Linked DNA regions of Homo sapiens: region 1 is linked to region 2. A link is an interaction called in ENCODE POLR2A ChIA-PET data of the cell type or tissue named here. Cell type or tissue: A673. All regions are shown on one strand.

What was found. Peaks named below come from ENCODE experiments on the same cell type or tissue, not always from the same donor. Only the 100,000 strongest peaks of a DNase experiment are listed, where the experiment ranks them.
Region 1: POLR2A ChIA-PET joins it to region 2 with 9 read pairs; 3 of 35 experiments call an interaction of 5 or more read pairs at or near these places.

The regions. Positions count from the first base shown.
Region 1 is chr15:56,929,250-56,933,249 of GRCh38, forward strand. All of the region lies in intron 3 of TCF12 (transcription factor 12), which reads left to right. Among named protein-coding and RNA genes, the nearest start is that of TCF12, 13 kb to the left of the region's middle. In A673, no CTCF peak of the experiment used is centred here; no DNase peak of the experiment used is centred here; H3K27ac peaks cover 891 bases.
Region 2 is chr15:57,130,908-57,134,907 of GRCh38, forward strand. All of the region lies in intron 5 of TCF12 (transcription factor 12), which reads left to right. Among named protein-coding and RNA genes, the nearest start is that of SNORD13D, 150 kb to the right of the region's middle. RefSeq lists enhancers at 2,139-2,853, 2,923-3,847. In A673, no CTCF peak of the experiment used is centred here; no DNase peak of the experiment used is centred here; H3K4me3 peaks cover 333 bases.

The DNA.
Region 1 (4,000 bases), 200 kb before region 2:
TTTTCATGCACCTTTTCTTGCTCCTATAGAAGCCTGTAAAAAGGGATCATTACATCAGGGGGAAAAATGGTTTTGGTAGAAAGAAAACTGTTATTTTCATAAACTGAAGCACAGATAGTTTTGTTAATAACATGACTGTTATTTGAAACTTTCTTGTTTCCAGCCAGATCATTCTGTAATTTTTAAAGATACCCTTGACTTGAAAAGAAAATGTAATTTTTATAGAGAGAGCTTTGGTTTTTTTTTGTTCCATGTTTAAAATGTGCTCTCATGTGTTCCAGGTTAAAAATGTGCTCTCATAAAGACCATGGTGAGTCATCCAAGCTACTGTAAGCTGCTTGGGGACCTAAAGATCACATTTAAAGATCCCACAGAAAAGAAAATGCATTAGAGATTGGTTACTAATTTTTATTGCAGTGGGTGGTGACTCAGGGATGAAACCTTCAAAATAATATAATAAAACAATTTGAGATAAGGTACAGGACAGAAAATACTACCTTTTTTTCCCTTAAAAAACCACTACTACCATAACTTACTGTATTTTGGTTATTAAAATTGGGATAATTTGGCCCAAGATGTCATTTTATCAGCTCTGTGGTGTTAGGAAGGTGCCTGAATTTGAACTGAGGGAGTTTCTCTAAATTTGTGGTAATCTATGGAAGATCATTCTAGTTGCCAAATGGAAGTCTCTCTGGAGGCGGCCTCCCTCAAAAGTTGTCAGTGTATTTGCTTCTGTTAGTTTTGCCTGTGAGCTATTTCCAGGCTTTAAAAATGAACAAGATTGACTCATAATTACTCTTTCATCACTTCATTGGTAGCTGATACAGTGAACACAGGTTGGACTTAATATAATCATGGCTACTCCAGTCAGTGAGTGAATGTGCTGCTGCTGTCGGCAAGAGTTGTGAATGTTGGTTGGGCATGGAAGGTATCTCTGCTGGGAGGGAATTACAGTCATCCAGCTTCTTGGTCCCAGAGGCATATGTTGTTGTTTTGAGGTGGTTGGGGATGAATAAGTGGTTGGTTTGTACCTTTGGAGTGTAAAAAATGCTAGGCTCACTTTAAACAGTAGCGTGGTTTGACCACAGGTCAGTTTAGAAAATCTGAGCTTATATGGGCACTTGTGCCAAGGGTAAGAATCTTTGAGTTCTCCTGCAGGATCCTTTTAGGTTTTTCCTATTTGGAAACCCCACTATATCTAGCCAACTTTGTCATGTGGTCCGGAGGCCCATTTACTTAATCTACTTGGTACTGACATACTCGGATTTTAGAAAATGTTTTTTAGTGTTATTCTCAGTTGGGAATAGAGTTAAAGGGAAAAGTGTTTCATGTTGAATCTCTTGATAGGAACATATAAGTTAAAATGATTGTAACTTTCCAATTAGGTAGATAATTAGAGGCATTGCAAGACTGTTCTAAGTATCCTTAATATCTTTTATCTAAGTATCAGCTAGTTTTTTTTTTATTCTAGGTGATAGCATATTTTATTTGTCAAGATCCCCTTTTCCCAGTTAGAGATCCACAGTCCCTTATCTGCAGTTTTGAAATCCAAAAAGATCTCAACCACAGTTAACTTCAGCATGAAGTATTTTGATGGCTAAATCTGATCTTATCTGAAGGGAGGCCATTGACATTCTCTATTTTCCTAGTTCCTGTGTGGTTGCCAGTAGCTGATTTGTAGCGTGTGACATATATACCTATATACTATGTTTCCTTTCTAAAATCTGAAAAACTGAGTTCTAAAACCCACCTGGCCCCATGGATTTTAGAAAAGGTATTATGGAGATCTGTCTCTCTCTCTCTCCTCCTCCTCTCCCTCGTTCCTTCACCCCCCACCCCAGGGATTGTTTTCAACTCACAGTAAGAACTTTTTGTTCTCAAAAGTCTCAACTAGAGACTTCATCATTTTAAATACAGAAAAAAAAATTGTGGTGGACTTGTTTATATAAAGCAAATTCTTCTTGGAATATAAGCTTTTCAGGCTGAGTTTTATTCTTTGAGTAGTCCACCCAATACATTGATTTAGGGAATCAAGATCTGTTTTGAGGAGAGAGAAGCTTTCTCATCTTTTGGGCCAAGGAGTGTGCTGATATTTCTCTGGTCAGTTAAAGCATGCAGAGAAATTTTCAGGGTAAAAATCAGGAGTGTAGAATTCTTTTCATTTGGTCCCCATTTTGTATATATAAGAAGCATTATATGATCTCTACCATAAGGAAGCCTCAGCCCTGACCATACTTTTTTGAATTTTTACTGAGAGCAAACAGTTAAGAAAATCCTAATCATCTTCAAGAAGAAAAAGTAGAGCCAAGATACTTTGCTGTAGGGAACAGACAAAATCAGTCTTTGGTAAACTTTATTCTTTCCTTTTATATTGGTGAAAAGTTTTCATAGATTAGTAGCATGATGCTTATTCCTGAAATATACTCATTACAGGCATCTTAATTAAAAACAGGTTATGATTCTGTTGAGTGTAAAATTTTCCTCAGGAGCTTGTTATTGGCTCAGACCCACTACTGTTTAATATAAACTAAGAAAGTAGTAATGAAGTGTGTAATAAACTAGTTTGCTGTAGTCTGTTTTGAGAGGTAGACCAGTAAGCCATTGACTTTTCTGGTGGCTTTGCAAGCCTGTTGCTTGTACTGTTGCTAGTGTTATTGTCTTAAGAACCATGATACAATGTTGAATAATTAAATCCACTTAAAGTTTGTAGGGGTTTGAGATGCTGTACTGCAGGAACACAAAACATGCCATAGTGCCAGGGTCTCTCTTGCCTTCATATTTGTATAATCCCTCTTCTCAAGCTTAGGAACAGTGCCTGTAGCGAGCAGACTCTATTCTCACTGAGTTTGACTCTGGAGACTTGCCAAATAAGTTATAATAGCAGTAGGACTTTGTCCACTGAATGATTGGGAGAAGGGGAGGAATCTTATTGTTTTAAAACAAAATCAGTGATGATAAGAGTGCTTCATAAATATTTACTCATATGCTATTTACTTCATAACTCTTGTAGGAAGTTGGTAACTGTTCATTTTACAGAGGAAATAGAGAAATCAACAGTGAAATACATTTGCCTGTGGTTTCTTATTGCCCCTCAGAAGTAGCAAACTCTAATCAGTTGTAGTTGCACCTGCACTGATACCAATCTACAAGAGCATGGTTTGTCTTGAGGAGGAATTTAGTATCTCTAGAAATCTTTGAAATTTGTTATAATAAGAAGTCTTATCTGAAGCCAAGGTGACAAGAAGAAAAAAAGAAGTCTTAAATGGGGTACTGTTGATATTCTCCAAAAGTGCTTCAAGATTTATTTATTTAATTATTATTATTATTATTATTTTGGGAGACAGAGTGTGGCTCTGTCGCCCAGGCTGGAGTGCAATGGTGCAATCTCAGCTCACTGCAACCTTTGCCTTCCGGGTTCAAGCGATTTTTGTGCCTCAGCCTTCCAAGTAGCTGGGATTACAGGCACCTGCCACCACACTTATTTTTGTAATTTTTGGTAGAGACAGGGTTTCACTGTGTTGGCCAGGCTGTTCTTTAATTCTGCCCACCTTGGCCTCCCAAAGTGCTGGGATTATAGGTGTGAGCTACTGTGCCTGGCCGATTTATTTTTATTAAGGAGAAAACAGTATAATTAAAAGCCTCCATAAAATAGTTAATTAAGGACTTTATTTTTAGTATTTCAAGACATTAAATATAAATAGCTACAACCTCAGATAGCTTTATAAAAGTGTAATTCTTTTTTTGTGTGGTCTTATTGTTAAGCTGTCTTTAGACTTTGTGAGTTGGGAAGAATATGAAATTTGATAGTTGGAAGATATTGGAATATTCACAGCTACCATTTAGTTGAGGTCAGAGAAAAGAATGGTTACTTCATAGTATGGAAAATTTTTATTATTTCCCCTTTTTCAAAGATTTAGTGTTTAGTTATAAAAACAAGTTAAAGTGGATGGAAAATATTTATTCCAAAAGTAGTTTAAAAATGTTATCAAACATACAGAAG
Region 2 (4,000 bases):
CAAAATTGGTAAGTCATGGAATTGGGATTTAAACTAAATTTTATCTGACTCCAGAGCTCACCTCCTCACCTTTCTATATTATTTTTTATTTAATTCTGTATTCATAGTAGTTAAAAAGCAAGGGTTCCATTTTCTGTTTTGCTTTTCAGAGCGTTATTGTCAGACATACTGTTAATAAGATATTTCCTGTGTCTTTGGGGGCAAAAGGTTCAAACGTAGGTGCTTTCACTTAGGACTGAATTTGGAATCAAAAAAGAGAAAATGTCTTCTGGTGGTCGCACAAGGTAAACCTGGTGGTTAACAGCTTTGAATGCTGTTTAATTCTGCCTGTTGCTTTGATGAGACCAGTCACTGCTCTTTATGTTTTTTCCATTTCTGGTGAATGGGTGTAATCTGCATTATTTTGAGCTTTAACCGAGCTATTGCATGGAAAGCTCAACCTATGTGTTAGTTACTTCAGAAAATTGTTTGGAGAGGTTTTATGATCTTTTTATTATGTTGTTTGGGGGATGGGTGGGTAACATTGTACCATTTTTCAAATGGTGGTGTTACTCTGTTTAGAAAGCAAGCAAATTTTAAGTCCAATATTACTGTTTTTACTTACTAATGCTTCTGTAAACCAAAGGAATGGTTGTCTTTGTATCCTCATAAAAGCAATCACTCATCATCAATTTTAAATGACCACTTATAACAATAAGTATATCTCATTATGCTTTTCCTGCTGTACTTTTGGAACTGGCACATTTGATCTCTGTTCATCCCTACATGATACTCTGAAGATGACTAGACAGAGCCTTTAAAGTTATGTCAGGCCACAAAGGGAGATTATAAATGAGGAGAAACTTCAAGGTCCTCTCTAATCGTTCTACAGATTAATAAATTGAACTCATTGTTATAATTTCATCTGATAAAGGCTAAACAACAAATAGTAAGAACCTGAAGTAGAATCTGAGTCTTCTGATTTGGGTCTGATGTCTTCTTCTAGTCTAAGATTTGGAAAAGAAGTTAGGTATGCATTTTAAAGTGAATGGTGTATAATAAACCACCAGTGAGTTTATCTTGTCAGCTTTCTCTTTGTGGAATCATGATATCGTCCAGCCTGGCATGGTGGCATGTACCTGTAGTCCCAGCTACTTGGGAGGCTGAGGTGGGAGAATCACCTGAGCCCGGGAATTCCAGGTAGTAGTGAGCTAAAATTGTGCCACTACACTCCGGTTTGGGTGACAGAGCAAGCCCCCTCACTAAAACAAACAAAACAGTGTATAATAATAATAATATCTTATTTTGACTAATCACTAGATTTCTTTCCCAAAGGGAATCTCTGTTGTAGTGGGCGTATTTTCATCAAATGTGTACATTTTTTTCTTTTAGACTGTAGAATATGTAATCACTATTAGCCTTTTGTGCAAAGTGTAGTATTTATATCTACAAGTAAATACTTATGTATCCAGCATCCTAATCTGAAATGTGAAATAATTAGATTTTCTATATGTTGTTTTTGAGAGAGATCAAATAAACATATTGGCAGCAAAAATTAATCACCCAAGTCAACTTTCAGGGTTGTCAAAGGGTCAATTCAGATTCAGCTACGTGTGTTACACTGGTTTCCACATGATTTCTGGCTCTGATGATTGATGTTCCTAATGGAATCTAAGGACCTTTAAGGTGCCGAATTGCCCTCTGAATTATCAAAGAAATCTACTGGTTAAACACGTGTGTGCCCATTCTTGTCCCACCAAGGATTTGAGTTTGCTGGTTTGCTTTTTTTAAGAATGAAACCTATTTTTCCTGATTTTTCTTTTTAAATTGTGTCATCTGTACATGGCATATAGTCAATCAGTTATTCATAATACTAAGTTATCCAAGATATCCCTGCCTACATCCTCTCTGAGTAAAAGGAGCTGACAAGAGCTCTGTGGATGCTACCTAACAGATCATGGAGCTCTGCCTATGTCTAATTATAGCAATGTTTGCTGAAAATTGTTCTATTTATCTTCTCTTGTAATTATGCACTATACAGAGTCACCCCTCACACACCAGGAGAATGTGAGGAAAACAAAGCCAGTGACTCTACATTTAAATTTTTTTCATGGTCACCTAATTTTTATTTGCAATTCAGTTTTAGCTAGGTTATTTTAGAAGGATGCAAAGCCTTTTTATCCTTCATACAAGATTACCAACTACCATTTTTACTTTCATCCTCCTTTGTTTCATACTATTGTTTAACAGTTGTTTTGTGTAGGATACAAGCCTTGCATGCCAACTTTGATGTGGCAGAATGAATCATGTTACCATTGATCTGAGCCTGAACAGAATAGCCATCTTCAAATAGGAAGAAGTTTCTAGCTTCAGGTTGTTTTAGCACTGCGTGCCTTGCTTAGCCTGCCGTGTAAAGTCAGTTGCCTCACTCGAAACAACCCTGTATTAATATGCACAACATGACCATTTTCAGTAGAAGGTTATTAGAATGCTAGTTTGTATCCTCTAGTGAATGAAATGATGTGTGATTATGAAGTCATCAGGCATGGACCAGTAAGACTCCAGAGAGCCTGCCCCCTCCGAGGTCCTCAGGGTGCCATTGATTGGTGGCCATGTGTTTGTGCCCGATAGACTGTGAAATGGTGTGTTGCTACACGGCTGTGTTGCACCTGCGCCCCACCGAGGTGATTGATTGGTTTGGTCATGTGGAATGTTCCCATCTGGTCTGCAGTAATGTGTTTTTTTTTTTTTTTCCCATCTGTGAATAGCAAGTGCTGGCTGAATAGTTACAGCAAACAGTTTCAGAAGCTAAATAATCCTTTTCCTCTAAGAACAAATTGGGATATGAAGGAGTTTGTTTTTGCTTACCTTGCCTTTTGTAAAGGTAGTCATTCTCCATCAGGTTCCTACTCCTTCTGTCTAGGATGTTATGTGCTTTTCTCTTTTTACCTATTTTTACCTCCTCTTCATAATAGATTACGCTTTCTGTATTTCTAATTTGTGCAAGTTTAAAGCAAAATCTGTTCTTTTTTGCTGTTTGTTGTTTTGATATGCCACTTGAAGTGATTTGCAATTTTTTAAAAGATAGTTTCTGTGATCATAATTGGATTATCAGAGTACTGATGTATTTTTAAGCTTTCACTTAACCTCACAAGAGTGGTGGTTTATTTATTGAAAACTACTGATGTTGCAGTTTAAATGTCAAGAAATTATTTATTAGGTTCTTTTTTTAAAAGATTCTATAGTTATATTGGGCGGTCTTGTTTGATATTTCTTAATCTTAGTCCTTTTTCATAATTGATCTATTCATTCCACCTAATGACTAATTACATATCAGAGCACATCATCAACCACATTCATCATAGTAGAATGTAATAATCAATGACATTTCAACAAAGGAAAAAATAAATATGCAAATAAGGCCTCATTAACATTTGCATGAGTTGTTTGAATAATCACGTTGCTGACAAGGCTGTAATTAACAGAAATTGATGCTGAGTTCAGTATTTGATAGTGTGTTTTCTCAGCATTTTATTGTTGTCACTGCGGGGGCTGAAATGAAGTTCTGCTCTACTTGTACCTTGACTGGAATTTGATGTGCAGGGCTGTGCCAGGTACGAAAGGCTTCTGGGAGCCCTTGATTCATCTGTGACCTACACTTAATGCATATAAAGATTCTTTATTTAAATTGCCTTATTTTTTTAATGAAGCACCATTAGATTTTAGCAATTATGAGACAACTGTAGAAAGAAAACAAACATGAAAATTCAAATCATTCATTATTTTGCCAGAAATGGCTTATATGAATCAGATACAATTAAGACTTCAAGATTTAAATTTGCTCATACCATGGAAAACTGATGCCATTAATTTTTTTTTTCCTCTCTCTTAAATCTTGCCCAGTGGATCACTGTCAAGAGGTTGGAGCTTACTGTAATTGAAAATCACTTGCTTAGGGAAAAAAATCTAATTATAAAATGTACAGTTTGAGGGTTTTTGTGTTTTTTTTTTTTTGAATAGC